2 separate regions of the Homo sapiens genome follow, and region 1 is linked to region 2. A link is a loop called in an ENCODE intact Hi-C map of the cell type or tissue named here. Cell type or tissue: chondrocyte. All regions are shown on one strand. Each heading gives the region's core, and the rest is flanking DNA. Links, peaks and the distances in the headings are about the cores only.

Region 1 (9,041 bases), core at 695-8,694, 150 kb after region 2:
ATCATTCTTGGGTGTTTCTCGCAGAGGGGGATTTGGCAGGGTCATAGGACAATAGTGGAGGGAAGGTCAGCAGATAAACAAGTGAACAAAGGTCTCTGGTTTTCCTAGGCAGAGGACCCTTCGGCCTTCCCAGTGTTTGTGTCCCTGGGTACTTGAGATTAGGGAGTGGTGATGACTCTTAACGAGCATGCTGCCTTCAAGCATCTGTTTAACAAAGCACATCTTGCACCGCCCTTAATCCATTTAACCCTGAGTGGACACAACACATGTTTCGGAGAGTACCGGGTTGGGGGTAAGGTCACAGATCAACAGGATCCCCAGGCAAAAGAATTTTTCTTAGTACAGAACAAAATGAAAAGTCTCCCATGTCTACTTCTTTCTACACAGACACGGCAACCATCCGATTTCTCAATCTTTTCCCTACCTTTCCCCCCTTTCTATTCCACAAAACCGCCATTGTCATCATGGCCCGTTCTCAATGAGCTGTTGGGTACACCTCCCAGACGGGGTGGTGGCCGGGCAGAGGCGCCCCTCACCTCCTAGACGGGGCGGCTGGCCGGGTGGGGGGCTGACCCCCCCACCTCCCTCCCGGACGGGGCGGGTGGCCGGGCAGGGGGCTGACCCCCCCACCTCCAACCGGGCGGGGGGCTGACCCCCACCTCCCTCCCGGATGGGGTGGCTGCCGGGCGGAGATGCTCCTCACTTCCCAGACGGGGTGGCTGCCGGGCGGAGGGGCTTCTCACTTCTCAGACGGGGCGGTTGCCGGGCAGAGACGCTCCTCACCTCCCAGATGGGGTCGCGGCCGGGCAGAGGCGCTCCTCACATCCCAGATGGGGTGGCGGGGCAGAGGCGCTCCCCACATCTCAGACGATGGGCGGCCGGGCAGAGACGCTCCTCACTTCCTAGATGGGATGGCGGCCGGGAAGAGGCGCTCCTCACTTCCTAGATGGGATGGCGGCCGGGCAGAGATGTTCCTCACTTTCCACACTGGGCAGCCAGGCAGAGGGGCTCCTCACATCCCAGACGATGGGCAGCCGGGCAGAGACGCTCCTCACTTCCCAGATGGGGTGGCGGCCGGGCAGAGGCTGCAATCTCGGCACTTTGGGAGGCCAAGGCAGGCGGCTGGGAGGTGGAGGTTGTAGCGAGCCGAGATCACCCCACTGCACTCCAGCCTGGGCACCATTGAGCACTGAGTGAACGAGACTCCGTCTGCAATCCTGGCACCTCGGGAGGCGGAGGCTGGCGGATCACTTGCGGTTAGGAGCTGGAGACCAGCCCGGCCAACACAGCGAAACCCCGTCTCCACCAAAAAAATACGAAAACCAGTCAGGCGTGGCGGCGCGCGCCTGCAATCGCAGGCACTCGGCAGGCTGAGGCAGGAGAATCAGGCAAGGAGGTTGCAGTGAGCCGAGATGGCAGCAGTACAGTCCAGCTTCGGCTCGGCATCAGAGGGAGACCGTGGGGAGAGGGAGGGGGAGGGGGAGAGGGGATTCTAGGTTTTTCTTAAGAAAAATATGGTTATTCAGGCATCTTCCAAATAGCTTATGATAGCTTTATCTTCATACCGATATTGGTTATTCTGCATTTCTTTTTCAGAGATGTTTACTCCAAGATACAAGAGAGAAAAATTGTCTAAACTAAAAAAGAGTAGTCTGTCTTCTAACACTCCTCCTCCTTTCCATAGGTCATGAATTGATAGCTAACATTAGGATATATCTTTTTTTTTTCTCTCTCTCTCTCTGTCTCAGCTGCGTTTGGATGAAGCACAGGAAGCAGAGTGCCAGGTTTTGAAGATGCAGCTGCAGCAGGAACTGGAGCTGTTGAATGCGTATCAGAGCAAAATCAAGATGCAAGCTGAGGCACAACATGATCGAGAGCTTCGCGAGCTTGAACAGAGGGTCTCCCTCCGGAGGGCACTCTTAGAACAAAAGGTATAAGTAATAGAAGGAAAAATCATTGTTTTCGAATTAGCTTTTGTCAGAAGCGTTTTATAAATATATTTTCATGTTGGCAGAGGTCACATTAGATTTCTTTCACAATACCACATTTCCTGAATTCTAGTTATGGCAGCAGATTTTTCTTTAAAATTACTGATTCACTGATGAACCTTATCATTAATGAGCTCCAGAAATCAAGGGAATATAATTAAGTAGTAATTGCTAGAGAAAAGATATGGGTGTGTGAAGACAGTCAGCTGAATTTGAGAGTAGCAGATATGGCTCTATTTTCCTCACTTCTGTGTTCCTAGCTTGCTCTACCTAAGGAGGTTGGAGAAGGACTTAACTAGTGAAGAAAGAGAGCTGCATTAATTGCCTGAGAGAGCCAGGGACAAAGGATCAGGAATATTACCTTACTCATACATCCTTGGCCTGGAGCTATACAGATTGGTAGAGGATTACTGAGGGACAGAAGGTAAAATTAGTTCCACACAGGTGAAAAGTCAGGCTGAAAAAATGTTATTTCTAGATGCACATCTTTACTTTTTTCTGAATTATTCTTGTCAGATATATTGGAAAATAGAACTAGAATCCCCAAATTTCCATCCTTCAGGATACTAAGGTGTGTGTGTGTGTGTGTGTGTGTGTGTGTGTGTGTATTAGGGAAAGGGCGATGGACAGAAGATTTTGAGAGGTAAAGAGAAGAAAGGCATTTGTTGCAAGAAGTGGTAGATTAGGCTGGGCTTAGGCCTCCCAGCACTTTGGGAAGCCAAGGCGGGAAGATCGTCTGAGCTCAGGAGTTCGAGACCAGCCTGGGCAACACAGGGAGACCCTATCTCTACAAATATTTAAAAATTAGCTGAGTGTGGTGGCTCACTCCTGTGGTCCCAGCTACTTGGGAGGCTGAGGTGGGAAGATGGATTGAGCCTAGAAGGTTGAGGCTTCAGTAAGCCATGGCTGCACCACTGCACTCTAGCCTGGGCAACAGGCAAGATCCTGTCTCAAAATAAATAAATAAATAAATAAAACAGTGGTCGATTATCAATTGTATCCAGGATTCAGAGATACATTCCAGAACTCTTGAGTCTTAAATTCCCAACAGCTGATGTAGTCTTAGGTCCGTCGGTTATCGCATTTAATACTTACCTAATGATCTTCCTAAAGTTGTCATTGTTTCTGGACCATAGGCCTGTAGATTTTTCCTCTATTTCCTATAGTTCCTGTGATAAAAATAGAATGCCTTATTAAAGTAAAAAATATCTTTTAAACCAGGTGTTGTGGCTCATGCTTGTAATCCCAGCACTTGGGAGGCGGAGGCAAGCAGATCGCTTGAGCTCAGGAGTTCAAGACCAGCCTGGGCAACATGGCAAAACCCTGCCTCTACAAAAAATACAAAAATTGGCCAAGTGTGGTGTCAGACACCTATAGTCCCAGCGACTAGGGAGGTTTAAGGTGAGAGGATCACTTGAGCCCAGGAGGTTGAGGCTGCAGTGAGCTGAGATCATGCCACTGCACTCCAGCCTGGGTTACAAAGCGAGACCCTGTCTCAAAAAAACAAAAAAAATCTTTAAAAAAATCACCTAAATAAGATATAAGATGTTACTATTTCTCTAGCACAGCTGTCTTTATTACTGGCTTCTTTGAGAGGTATTTGCATCTAAATATTATCTCAATTTTATTTCTCATTCAAGATGAGAAAGATAAGGCCAGGCACAGTGGCTCACGCCTGTAATCCCAGCACTTTGGGAGGCCGAGGGTTGGGGGAGCAGATCGCCTGTGGTCAGGAGTTCAAGACCAGCCTGGCCAACATAGTGAAACACCATCTCTACTGAAAATACAAAAATTAACCAGGCGTGGTGGCAGGCGCCTGTAATCCCAGCTACTCCAGAGGTTGAGGCAGGAGAATCCCTTGAATCTGGGAGGCAGAGGTTGCAGTGAGCCGAGATGGCGCCACTGCACTCCAGCCTGGGCAACAGAGCGAGACTCTGTCTCAAAAAATAAGATGAGAGGCCGGGGCATGGTGGCTCACACCTGTAATCCCAGCACTTTGGGAGGCCAAGGCGGGCGGATCACGAGGTCAGGGGAGATCGAAACCATCCTGGCTAACACGGTGAAACCCCGTCTCTACTAAAAATACAAAAAATTAACCCGGGCATGATGGCGGGTGCCTATAGTCCCAACTACTTGGGAGGCTGAGGCAAGAGAATGGCGTGAACCTGGGAGGCGGAGGTTGCAGTGATCCAAGATCACGCCACTGCACTCCAGCCTGGGCAACAGAGCAAGACTCCATCTCAAAAAATAAATAAATAAATAAGATGAGAAAGATAGAAACATAAATCTTGAAAAATATAGCTTCTTCCATGTGCAAATTTCCTAAATCCATGTCATTCAAACTTTTTTTTTTTTTTTTTGAGACGGAGTCTGGCTGTGTGGCCCAGGCTGGAGTGCAGTGGCGTGATCTCTGCTCACTGCAAGCTCCACCTCCCGGGTTTACGCCATTCTCCTGCCTCAGCCTCCCGAGTACCTGGGACTACAGGTGCCCACCACCACACCTGGCTAATTTTTTTGTATTTTCAGTAGAGACAGGGTTTCACCGTGTTAGCCAGGATGGTCTCGATCTCCTGACCTCGTGATCCGCCTGCCTCGGCCTCCCAAAATGCTGGGATTACAGGCGTGAGCCACAGCGCCCGGCCATCTCATTCCATCTTTTATATTTGAAATTTAATCTAAAGTTCTCTCTTAGGATTCAGTATTATCACTAAATGGAAAACTCCCTATAATATTTCAAGAATGGTGTTATGAGAGAAATATTGGCACTATTAAAGTATGGTTATAATTTTAGCTCCACCTAGTGGTTAACAGTTAAACAGCACTAATTAGCATCTTAGTCTTATTTAATATCCTAACCAAAAACTGCATGTTAATACAAAGCCATTACAATGCAGGCATAAAATCAGTACTCATTGGTGAAGGTACAGTGACACTTTTATACAGTGTTAATACATCTTGGAAAGCAATTTGGAGTTGGGTGTATATATACTTGTTTGTTTTTTTTCAAGTGTCAACAGAGACTCACTCTGTTGCCCAGGCTAGAGTCCAGTGGTACAATCTCAGCTCACTGCGTTCTCCATTTCCCAAGGCTCAAGCGGTCCTCCTACCTCAGCCTCACAACTACAGGCATGCACCACCATGACCACTGATTTTTTTTTTTTTTTTTTGGAGGGGGCAAGGATAGAAATGGGGTTTCTCCATGTTGCCCAGGCTGGTCTCAAACTCCTAGGCTCAAGCAATCTGTCCACCTCGGCCTCCCAAAGTGCTGAGATTACAGGCATGAGCCACTGCGCCTGGAGTTGTATATTTAGCCTTGTAAATGTTAAGTGTTTAAAACTTTGAGGAAAAGAAATCCAAATTACAGGAAAAAAGGAAAAGAAATCCAAATTACAGGAAAAAAAAACTGCATAAATATGTTAATTATAACAACTTTATAATAGTTTAAAACAACCTAACTATTTAAAATAGAGATACGGCTGGGTGTGGCGGCTCACGCCTGTAATCCCAGCACTTTGGGAGGCTGAGGCAGGCAGATCACAAGGTCAGGAGTTCAAGACCAGCCTGGCCAACGTGGTGAAACCCCGTCTCTACTAAAAATACAAAAATTAGCTCGGCATGGTGGTGCGTGCCTGTAATTCCAGCTACTTGGGAGGCTGAGGCAAGGGAATCGCTTCAACCTGGGAGGCAGAGGTTGCAGTGAGCTGAGATCACGCCACTGCACTCCAGCCTGGCGACAGAGCAAGACTCCATCTCAAAAAAAAAAAAAAAAAAAAGGTAAACATGGCCAAGCCAATAAAAAAATCTTATTCAGCCATTTAAATGATGTCTGCAAAACCAGTATTAATATGGAAAAATGTTTATGGTGTGTTGAACAAAATTTTAAAAGACAAATCCTACTTGAAGTAATGTTAGTAGTGGCTATGTTAATGTGATAGGTTGATTTTTTTCTCTGTTTCTTTTTTAAAATATGGTTTTATTCATTTCATAATGGAAAAATGCATACAATTATTTAGTATTTAAAAGAGTAAAAGAACAATAGGATGGTACATCTATAGTGCTTCAAGATGTTACTTGGTTTTTATGGCTAATATTTTGCCTTTCAAGCAAAGTATGTGACTACAAGGCAGGCTGGGGTCAATTAGCAATCACTAAGACCCTGTACCTCTCTACAAAAACTTTGTAAAATCCTAAAAGCTGTGATTTCTGCACTTTATGCTTGCCGGTTGTACATACATATAAGAAGGAGACATCTGAAAATAAATAGAAATGGAACTGGAGTGAATGTTAGTTGATTCTAGATGAAAAATCATTCTGTTTGAAGATTGTTGTAAGTCTCCAAGTGAACCAAAAATTGTTCATTTAGTTTGAGACAAAATGAGCCTCACATGTACATGAAGTCTTGTTTCAATGTTTCTCATCCTTCATTTACATTAAATTTTTAGATAACAACACAACTATAAATGTTAAATTATATGTGAAATATATATATATGAAAAGTAGTAGCATTTCCAGAGTATAAATGACCTTTTTTTAATCATCTCATTTAATTTTCTCTCAAGATTTCACTTAGTATTAACATCATGGTTAGTAGTGTTTTTAAGTAAGAATTAAAATTTGGGGGTGGGTGCAGTGGCTTACACTGTAATCCCAGCACTTCGGAAGGCCGAGTGGGGCGGATCACTTGGTGCTCAGGAGTTTGAGACCAGCCTTGGCAACATGATGAAACCCCGTCTCTACAAAAAAAAAATACAAAAATTAGTTGGATATAGTGGTGTGCGCCTGTAGTACCAGCTCCTCTGGAGGCTGAGGTGTGGAGGATTGCTTGAACCTGAGAGGTAGAGGTTGCAGTGAGCCAAGATTGCACCACTGCACTCCAGCCTGGGCAACAGACCAGACCCTGTCTCAGAAAACAACAAACAAACATATTTTTGTGTAGGAAACAAAAAATTGCAGAAGAGGCCGGATCGCTTGAGATCAGGAGTTTGAGAGCAGCCTAGGCAACATGGTGAAACCTCCTCTCTACCAAAAATACAAAAAATTAGCTGGGTGTGGTGGTGCATGCCTGTTTTTTGTTTTGTTTTGTTTTTTGTTTTTTTGAGATGGAGTTTCACTCTTGTTGCCCACGCTGGAGTGCAATGGCACTATCTCGGCTCACAGCAACCTCCGGCTCCCGGGTTCAAGCAATTCTCCTGCTTCAGCCTCCCGAGTAGCTGGGATTACAGGCATGTGCCACCATGCCCGGCTAATCATGTATTTTTACTAGAGATGGGATTTCTCCATGTTGGTCAGGCTGGTCTCGAACTCCCGACCTCAGGTGATCCTCGTACCTCAGCCTCCCAAAGCTCTTGGGATTACAGGCGTGAGCCACTGCACCCAGCCAATTTTTGTATTTTTAGTAGAAATACCCAGTTACCCAGGAGGATAAGGTGGGAGGATAGCCTGAGCCTGGGAGGTGGAGGTTGCAGCGAGCCACGATCGCGCCACTGCACTCCAGCCTGGGTGACAGAGCAAGACCCTGTCTCGAAAAAAAGCAAAAATTGCAGTAGAATGTGGCAAAATATAATAACAGATTTATAAAGTATAGCAGAAATACAAAAGTATAGGAGTGATGTACTCTATAGCGGAGGGAAAGTGGGGCAAAGAAATCTCAGGGAGATGGTATAAAGAGTGCTTTCTGAAGGAAGAATAGGTTAACCAGAAACACAAGGAATGTGTAAAGGCATGGAGAAATGATAAAATAAGAAATGTTTGGGAGAAATTACAAACAGGCCAGGATGGACTGGAGTAAGAAGAGTTTGAAAATTGTTATTCTAAAACATGTTATTAAAGAGGCATTAGGCATTTTTTATGAAGGTTGAAGGAGGACTTAAACATGGAATATTCTTCTCAGGGAAAGATACCAAATGTCTGTATGTCTGTACCATCTTCTTTGAGACTTATTTGCTCCACTTTTCCTCCCCTATAGAGCAAACCGTTCAATACTTTTTTCTGTTTTTGTTTGTTTGTTTGTTTGTTTGTTTGTTTTGAGACTAAGTCCCATTCTATTGCCCAGGCTGGAGTGCAGTAGCCCCATCTTGGCTCACTGCAACCTTCGCCTCCCAAGTTCAAGTGATTCTCCTGCCTCAGACTCCTGAGTAGCTGGGATTACAGGCACCTGCCACCACTCCCGGCTAATTTTTCTTTTTGTTTTTGGGTTGTTTGTTTTTTGTTTTTGTTTTTATTTTTGTTTTGAGATGGAGTTTCACTCTTTTTGCCCAGGCTTGAGTGCAATGGTGCTATCTCTTCTCACCGCAACCTCCGCCTCCTAGGTTCAAGCGATTCTTCTGCTTCAGTCTCCCGAGTAGCTGGGATTACAGGCATGTGCCACCACGCCCGGCTAATTTTGTATTTTTACTAGAGACGGGGTTTCTCCATGTTGGTCAGGCTGGTCTCGAACTCCCAACCTCAAGTGATCTGCCTGCCTCAGCCTCCCAAAGTGCTGGGATTACAGTCGTGAGCCACTGTGCCCGGCCAATTTTTGTATTTTTAGTAGAGACGAGGTTTCACCATCTTGGCCAGGCTGGTCTCAAACTCCTGGCCTGAAGTGATCCACCCACCTCGGCCTCCCAAAATGTTGAGATTACTAGGCATGAGCCACCACGCCCGGCCTTGATACATTTTTTATTTCTGTAGTACCTTATAAATATCTTAACCCATTCTATTGCAATTTTTTATTTGTATTTGCTTCCCATGAAAAAAATTTTTGTTTTGTTTATTTGTTTGTTTGTTTTGAGATGGAGTCTCAGTCTGTCGCCGAGGCTGGAGTGCAGTGGTGTGATCTCTGCTCACTGCAGCCTCTGCCTGCCAGGTTCAAGTGATTCTCCTGCCTCAGCCTCCCAAGAAGCAGGGATTACAGACGTGTGCCACCGCGCCTGGCTAATTTTTGTATTTTTAGTAGAGATGGGGTTTCACCATGTTGGCCAGGCTGGTCTCGAACTTCTGACCTCAAGTGATCTACCCGCCTCAGCCTCCCAAAGTGCTGAGATTATGGGCGTGATCCACCGCGCCCGGCCT
Region 2 (9,041 bases), core at 509-8,508:
GGAGCTTATGAACCATAGACATGCTTCTATAAGCAATTTAAGCAGGCTTCACATAGATCATATGGAGGAAAGCTTGCATCTTGGTAGTTTATTTTATGCAACAGAGGGATGCTGGATGAGGGAGATGGGGTCTGTGTGGGAGGAACTCCATAGAAAGTCTAGATTTACATCATCCCAGTTTATGAGCCCAAAGGCAAAGCAAAACTTCTCACTCTCACAAAGCAGTATATAAAATCCAAATGAACATCTCTGAGTGGTCCAGCTTGGGCTCTGGGTCATGTACCCTTCCCTGGCCCAGTTGCTTCACCAAGGGGTGAGCTATTTTGGTTGCCCACGCTGTGACGGCGTGCCCATCTGTAGCAAGAGGCCCAGAGTAACAACCCCACAAGAACTCCACAGAACAACAGACAGGAAAGTTCTCTAAGAACTGTAGAGTAATTAAAAAAATTTTTTTTTGAGACAGGGTCTCACTTTGTCACCCAGGCTTGAGTGCAGTGGTGTAAACAGGGCTCACTGCAGCCTCAACTTCCCAGACTCAAGTGATCCTCCCACCTCAGCCTCCCTAGTAGCTGGGACTATAGGTGCACACCAGCACACCCAGCTAATTTTTGTAGAGATGGGGTTTCCCCATGTTGACCAGGCTGGTCTCAAACTCCTGAGCTCAAGTGATCTACCTACCTCAGCCTCCCAAAGTGCTGGGATTGCAAGTGTGAACCACCACACCCGGCCATAGGGTACTTTTTGCCAGAAGAAGAGGGAGAAATTTGGGACAGACAAGAATAACAGATGTTCACTACAAGTGGAATAGAACTGCTAGTGAGGCTAACTGATACGTTTTTTGTGGGGATGCTAGCTAGAGTAGAATATATTAGCACTTGTGGTCAGGTGAAATAAAGCAGCTATCACCTGGATACAACAGAACTTTCATATCCAGACAGGATCTTCACTATAAGTCTGAGACATGGGTAGGGCATATTCATTTTACAGTATATGCTTTTGGGAGTCAAGAGACACAGAGAAGCATAGCAGAAAACACATCATTTACATGACAGGACCGGCTATAACTCCGATACGTACATCAGTTTGGGAAGCAGGTGACTTCTAGACATTCTTAGAACCTTAGACAATCCTGAAAACATTTGACATGTGTAAGACTCCAGAAATACCCATCGGCCAGGCACATAGTGCCAAAGTGACAGTAACCTCCAGAGAACTCTAGCATGTGTGTACACCTTTTCCTAGAGTTCTCTGTCACACTAACATTTGCAGCAGCTATTCTTCCATACACTCCAGGCAAACAGCTTTCATTCACTCACTCTTCTTGACATCTCCCACACCTAACCCAATTTCTGACACATAGGAGAAAATGTCTGCAGAATTATTGAACTGATAGCAAACATTTGTTGAATGTCATTATGTACATTATGCTAAGTTTGTGGACATAGATATAAATAAGACAAATATTCATATGCTTGTGAAGATCACAGCCTGGTGGGAAAGGCCAAAAAATAAACAGTTCTGTGTGAGGACTATTTGGTTGCAAACAAAAGAGAACCAGACCCAACGTTAGCTTAAGAAAAATGGGAATGTTTTAGCACACAAATGCTAAAAACTCCAGGGTCAGGACTGACTTCAGACAGAGTTAGTTCCAGGGCTTCAGTGATCTGGTTTTATCTCCAGAATGTGTTTCCCACTGAGTTGCCTTTGTTCTGGGGCTTCACAGCAAAAGGCAATAGCAATTCCAGTCCTTACATTCTCTCAAGGAAATAGAATGTAGTGGCTCTGAGAACTGCTTGAACCCGGGAGGTGGAGGTTGCAGTGAGCTGAGATCGTGACACTGCACTCCAGCCTGGGCAACAGAGCGAGACTCCGTCCCAAAAAAAAAAAAAAAAAAGAATATAGACCGAGCACAGTGGCTCAGCTTGTAATCCCATCACTTTGGGAGGCCAAGGCGGGTGAATCACGAGATCAGGGGTTCGAGACCAGCCTGGCCAATATGGTGAACCCCCCCCCGTCTCTACTAAAAATACAAAAATTAGCCGGGCGCAGTGACACGCGCCTGTAGTCCCAGCTATTCAGGAGGCTGAGGTAGAAGAATTGCTTGAACCCGGGAGGCAGAGATTGCAGTGAGCTGAGATCGCGCCATGGCACTCCAGCCTGGGCGACAGAGTGAGACTCTGTCTCAAAAAAAAGAAAAAAAGAAAAAAAAGAACACAGTGGTTCTGGATGAAAGCTGAGTTTGACAACTGGCTTCACCACAAACTGGCTATAAGAACTTTGACAAGTTAATCAAAATTCTTCTCTGTGCCTCAGTGCCACTCTTTCTTTCTTTCTCTCTCTCTCTCTTTCTTTCTTTTTGACAGAGTCTCGTTCTGTTGGCCAGGCTGGAGTGCAGTGGCACAATCTCCTCTCACTGCAACCTCTGTCTCCTGGGCTCAAGCAATTCTCTTGCCTCAGCCTCCTGAGTAGCTGGGATTACAGGCGTGTACCACCATGCCCGGCTAATTTTTTTCACGATGTTGGCCAGGCTGGTCTCGAACTCCTGACCTCAGGTAATCTGCCCACCTCAGCCTCCCAAAGTGCTGGGATTACAGGCATGAGCCACCGTGCCAGGCCCAGTTCCACCATTTCTAAAAGGGAATAATAATTATACCCACCCAATATGGTTATTGTGAGGAGTAAATAAGTAGAGTGTTTAGAACTCTCTCTGGCATATAATCAGCACTCAATACGTGTTAACTATTTCACTATTTTTGTTATCATCATCATCAAATTTCAGAAACTTTGTGCAGTGGCAGTATTGTAGCCAATGAGATTTATCCGAGGTGTGATTATTGCTCATTGAAAAATCATAGGCTGGGCACGGTGGCTCACATCTGTAATCTTAGTACTTTGGGAGGCCGAAGCAGGTGGATCCTTTGAGGCCAGGAGTTCAAGACCAGCCTGGGCAACATGGCGAAACCCATCTCTACAAAAAATACAAAACTTAGCCAGCACGGTGGCATATGCCTGTAGTTCCGGTTACTTGGGAGACTGAGGTAGCAGAATCATTTGATCCTGGGAGGCAGAGGTTGCAGTGAGCCAGGATCACACCACTGGATTCCATTTTGGGAGTTCAATATATATATTACATTTTTGGGAGAAAATAAGAAAGTTTCTTTCCCAAAAAGCCAGAGAAAATCTTATTGTACCCATTGGCTCTAATTGGATCATGTGCCCATCCCTGAGCCAGACTAGAGGAAGGTCATACATACACTGTATACACGGATTGCTTAGGTCTGATCAACATGCTCCTTCCTTGGAGCACAGATCTACTATGGCCAGCCTGGTCTCGAACTCCTGACCTCAGGTGATCCGCCCGTCTCAGCCTCCCAAAGTGCTATAATTACAGGCGTGAGCCACCGGGCCCGGCCCAGAGTTAATTTTTATTCATGAAACTCATATAACAGGTTTATTTATTTCAGTCGTTTTGTTGGTTAAAGAACCAAGATTTTTTATGACTACACTTTGTGTACACTTTTAGGTTCTCTCTTTTTTTTTTTTTTTTTTGAGACGAGTCTCATTCTGTCGCCCAGGCTGGAGTGCAGTGGCGCAATCTCGGCTCACTGCAACCTCCGCCTCCCGGGTTCACGCCATTCTCCTGCCTCAGCCTCCCGAGTAGCTAGCTGGGACTACAGGCGCCCACCACCACGCCCGGCTAATTTTTTTCTATCTTTTAATAGAGACGGGGTTTCACCGTGTTAGCCAGGATGCTCTCGATCTCCTGACCTCGTGATCCGCCCGCCTCGGCCTCCCAAAGTGCTGGGATTACAGGCGTGAGCCACCGCGCCCGGCCTTACACTTTTAGGTTCTTGAATAAGTACTGAGGGAGTTTTCCCTAAAAAAAAAAAAAAAAGTTTTGAGATAAAAGAATAAAAACTCTACTTCTTCTTTGCATAGGAGTCTTTAGTTTGTTTGCTGCTCTTGTTCCAAAACTTCTCATTACTCAACCTACTAAACCCACAGACACTTTTCAAGAAGTTATCTCTTTTCTACATCACCAATATATAGGGTGGCTTAGATCTGTATTTCCAAGTCTTACTGTCGTTCCAAGAATTAGTATCAACTATTAGAATCTCAAAAACTCAACTGCATACTGATTGCGCTGCCCAGTGTACCTCTGAATCCCACGGGGGAGGGGGTGTAGAACCGAGTTGTGCAGGAATGGGATATTCCACACTTCAGGGCAAACTTATTCGCAGGATCAGTGGCGGGCTTTGGAGGTGGGAAGCAGGAAGGAAGGGGAATGCAGATAAACTCTTCTTCTTCAGATCTCCGGGGTGAAATGAATGCACCTGACGCCCGCGTGGCATTAGAAGCTCCGCGAACTCAGTGAGGCCATGCTGGACAGAGGCTGGAACTCCGGGCCACCGGGACAACTCTGCCCGTAGCAAGCCTTGCGCGCTCCTGTGAGGGCGCGCGCGCGCGCATGTAGTCGTGTCTCGCGCAGGGTCCGGCCTGTCAGGCGGAAAATCTCGCGAGATCGGAGACGGGGGATGACGGTCTGGAGGAGGGGAGTGGTGTCGGGTAAAGGGGGGGAAGCTGGGCAGCGGCCGGGCTCTGTGGCTTCAGGGCTCGGGGAGAGAGAGGGAGGGTGGCAAAGAGACTGAGTCGGTGCCGCCGCCTGCCTGAGGAGAGAGGAGGGGTCCCGCTCGCCCTGCGCCCTTCGCGGGCCGAAAGCACTAGGCACTCGCGAACATCTGAGGCCTCCCGGCCCCGGGGGACCCCGCCCCGCCGTCCGCCGGCCGGCCCGCGGCCTCTCTTCCCTTTGTGAGCGCCTCCTTACCAGGGGTGGTGTTGGTGGCGGAGGGCTGCGCGTGGGCCCGCCCGCCGAGGGGCCGCGGCGGGGGACCGAGAGGGCCTCGGCTGTGTGAGGACTAGAGGCGGCCGAGGCCCGGGCCGGTTCCCCCGAGGCGGCGACGGAGACGGCTCCCGGCACTTCCCCGCGCCATCTTAACTGAGCCCAAGCGCTGAGGGCGCCTCCTCGACCCCGGTCGTCCCCTCGCCCCCCCCCCCACCCCCCGCCGCCGCCGCCCCTTGTTGCAGAGCTTGGGCTGGGCGGCTTGCTGGGGCTCGGGGGTGGGGGGCGGCGATCTGTCGCCGGGCCCCCTCCTCCTCCTCACTCCTCACCCTCCAGGGTAGCGGCTACCGGAGCGCTGCAGGGGGCTGCGCCTGCCTGCTCCGCCCCAGACCTGTCGGCGAAAGGGTAAGGGCACCTCTGCTTTGGGAAAGGGGGATATAGAGGGGGGCGGGGAAATTCGGCCCACTCGGGCCTGTGTGTGGAAGAAGGGATGTGGGAGTGGGGTGGGGGAGGGAGAAAAGGAGGGTCTGTGATTCTGTGGGTGGGGTGAAGAAGCTGGTGAGCTGGGCGCCCTCCGGTTTTAAGGGGCGAGAGCAATTCCATTCCTTTTTCCTGAGGGTCACCGGAAGGGGTGGTGGAAGGGGGATGTTTCGAGGAAGGTGTGGCCCTCACAGGGAGACTGGGTTGATGTGCACCCCGGTTTAAAGGCGCGAGGTCCCCTTCCCCTCTGGTGCCTTTGCTCCTCTTCTCCTTTGTAGTGTCTGTGTATTCTTGGGAAGGGAGACTGCTCTGGGTGGCTTGCTGGGTGGATTCCACCCCCTAGCACAGGAAATCTATACCCCTCTTCTGTAGGGGCGATGGAAGCGTTTCTCTCCCCGTACCCTTCCCCCTTCCCCATCCTCTAGTCTACTGCAATGCTGCAGAAGTCCAAGGCAGTTTCTTCATACACAGACCCATGTATACACAGAAGGGAGGGGGAGCAGGAGAGGGAAGTAATGGCGCTTCCCTTGAAAAGGTTACTCTTTTTCCTTTGGTTTTAAATCGACGACAGTATCGTTTTAATACTCTTCCCCTGAGATCTGTCCATGGGAAGTGTATCTGTTCTGGTGTTATTGTTGGGGGATATGGCCTCTCGAGAGGGACACCTCTCCTGTTAGAACAGTTTTGATGTCTCTCTTTTTGAGAGATGTCTGGATTGACATTTTTTGTGAGCAGGTTGGATTTTAGTTAGAATTCAAATAAAATAATTTTGTACCTCCTCATCCTCATTTCCCTTTTCTTTTTCTATGACTTTTGTAGTTCATGAAGAATTATTGGCCTGGCGCGGTGGCTCACGCCTGTAATCCCAGCACTTTGGGAGGCCAAGGCGGGCGGATCACGAAGTCAGGAGATCGAGACCATCCTGGCTAACACGGTGAAACCCCGTCTCTGCTAAAAATACAAAAAATTAGCTGGGCATGGTGGCACGCGCCTGTAGTCCCAGCTACTCGGGAGGCTGAGGGAGGAGAATCGCTTGAACCCGGGAGGCGGAGGTTGCAGTGAGGCGAGATGGTGCCACTGCACTCCAACCTGGGCGACAGAGCGAGACTCCGTTTCAAAAAAAAAAATTATTAACAATTATTACATACAGACAGCCTGTCTGATTCAGGGCATTTCTCCCTAAGCTGTGAATTTTTAGGGTTGATACTGTTGTGTATAATATTGAAATTGGATTTTTTTTAAAATGGTAAGGTTACAAACCTTTCTGCAGCTGTTTCTTTGTTCTTATTAATCTGCCTAATTATTCTATGATCTATTTTCTGTAGTCAGTCATTTTTCACTTCTTTTGCTACCTGTCATGTTTGTCTGAAAGCAGATCATCTTATCTGGTTTACAGTAGTACTTGTTGGTTTTGTTCTTAGTTGAGTAGAAATAAAAATTTAAACATTCTGGAAATGTGCTGCCAAGTGCTTTTTGTGACCAAAGAGTAGTTTTCAAGTCTCCATGTACTGATGATACATTTTTTTCAAGTGTTTAGTAAATACTGGTGATGTGATTTCAAAATATTCCACATATGACTATTAATAGAATTAATTTTTTCCCAAAGTGAAGAAGAAGACTAAAATGTGTACAGATAATGAGTTGTCTTTGGTGTATTTAGTGTTTTCAGCTCTACTTAGTGACTTATTTTTAAATACTTCAAATGCCATCTACATTTTATGTTGTCATTAAATGTTGTCCAATAGAGCTTTTTTGGTGTGTTTGTTGCATTTTGAAACCTGTTTTAAGATAGGGATTTAAAGGTGTTAGTAGTAGCGCTAGGCACTAACTTAGTTTCTGTCATTTTATATCATGATTTTGATGTAGGAGACATGGTATGTTAAATAAGTTTTATTTTTTTTTCTCAGAAGATGGAATTCTCTTTTCTTTATTCCCTTTTAATGGTCATCTCAATTCATTGAAATAACACTATTCATTTGAGTATTTATTTCATGGGACAAAGCTGCATGTTGTTGATATGTAGAGTTTTCTCCATTATGGCAAATTATGCCAGGAAGTCTGATTCTCCGTATTATGGCTTGTTGTTGATAATTATTTCATATATACTAGCATGTGTTGATCGAAGCATACTGCTCAGTAAGGAGTGACTGCTTTTACCTTGGGAAGTTGTAGGCAGAGAGGATTTATCAATAGAGGCTACAAAACTTAAAGGATTTACATAGGGTGTAGGTTAACTATTTACTTGCTATATTTCAGCATGCTATAACTAAGGACAACTGAAAAAAAAACAACTCTCTTTTTTCATAGCTGGTAGGAATGTTGCCTAAAAGTGGAAAAGTATGTTCATGATCAATTAGATAAATACATTATTAAGGAAAAATTGCCTGAGGGTTATTTCAGATGACCTCTGATGCCACTGTCAGAAAGAAAATGCTGAGAGCTGTTAGTCTGAGTTGATTCTAGATTAGTATGGCACTTCTTATGTTTCTAAATAGTTCATCTACAAAATGGCAGTGTACATCACTTCCTGTTCTTTCACAACTGGCTCTTTCACTGGATTCTCTTTTAATGACTTAATTTTTGGCATTCTGATATCTGATTTGTTAATTTGGTTATAATTCTCATGTTTTATAGGTGGAAGAATTTCTGAGAATCAGCTGGATTTAAAGGCTTTTAATAGTTTAAGATTATCTTGACAGTAACAAAACATTGCTTCCAAACTAAAGGATAGTATTGCAAACAAATTTAAACTCTGAGAGGTTTTAAAGAAGTACAGCAATGTACAGAATCAGAAGTATGAGGGCACTGAATAGAAAATAATTATCGTATTTTTTATAATGTCGATTTTGGGAGAAGTGAGGATATGGCAAGTAATTGAATGGGTGTTGATATAAAATAAACTTTCTGTATAACAAGGTGTATACATGATATTTGGGCCCATGTTACGATGCCATTTTAACAGTAAGAAAGCAACTCTTTAGTTACAGGATACTAGAAAGACTGGATGCTCATAACTAACCATGAGTATGATTTATTTTAATAATTTGCCAGTTTTTTTTTTTTTTTTTTTTTTTTTTTTTTTTTGAGACGGAGTCTTGCTCTGTCGCCCAGGCTGGAGTGCAGTGGCACGATCTCGGCTCACTGCAAGTTCCACCTCCTGGGTTTACGCCAGTCTCCTGCCTCAGCCTCCTGAGTAGCTGGGACTACAGGCGCCTGCCACCAAGCCCAGCTAATTTTTTGTATTTTTAGTAGAGACGGGGTTTCACTGTGTTAGCCAGGATGGTCTCGATCTCCTGACCTTGTGATCTGCCCGCCTCAGCCTCCCAGAGTGCTGGGATTACAGGCTTGAGCCACCGTGCCCGGCAAATTTGCCAGTTCTTAATAGACATGAATATTTAGTAAATCCAGAAGATATCTAGGGGTCAGTTGTTGGCATTGAAATTAGAGTTGAGATCAATCTGTCTTTCGTGTCTTTCACCTGGAAATAAAGTCTGTGTTTTGCATTTGGCTTATTTGTATATTAAAATCACTTAATTTTTCATTTGTATCTCTGTTTTGTTTTCACTAGTCTCTGTTACTTATAACAATTAATTGCACTCATACTAATTTAATCTTTTAGAAATGAGGAGCATTTTTGGTACATATTAGTTGAGGGTTGCTGTTTGGATGAGGATCATATGTGAACGAATCCCTTCAAAAAAGTGTTATTTCTGGGCTGGGC

What was found. Hi-C counts contacts between places; a loop is a spot of excess contacts. Peaks named below come from ENCODE experiments on the same cell type or tissue, not always from the same donor. Only the 100,000 strongest peaks of a DNase experiment are listed, where the experiment ranks them.
Region 1: a loop joins it to region 2, with 2.2 times the contacts of the local background. A loop is called at or near these places in 2 of 110 quality-filtered maps.

The regions. Positions count from the first base shown.
Region 1 is chr17:29,532,370-29,541,410 of GRCh38, forward strand. It overlaps TAOK1 (TAO kinase 1), which reads left to right. Exons shown (of 20, transcript NM_020791.4): 19 at 1,749-1,931. Among named protein-coding and RNA genes, the nearest start is that of ABHD15, 30 kb to the right of the region's middle. In chondrocyte, for the core only: CTCF peaks have their summits at 4,798 (motif pointing left) and 5,002; no DNase peak of the experiment used is centred there.
Region 2 is chr17:29,385,780-29,394,820 of GRCh38, forward strand. It overlaps TAOK1 (TAO kinase 1), which reads left to right and starts at 4,584. Exons shown (of 20, transcript NM_020791.4): 1 at 4,584-5,245. MIR4523 (microRNA 4523) reads left to right here and starts at 4,883; the gene lies at 4,883-4,951. It also overlaps the pseudogene RNU4-34P. RefSeq lists enhancers at 4,140-4,379, 4,500-4,589, 5,750-5,989 and a silencer at 4,630-5,099. In chondrocyte, for the core only: no CTCF peak of the experiment used is centred there; a DNase peak (open chromatin) is centred at 4,512.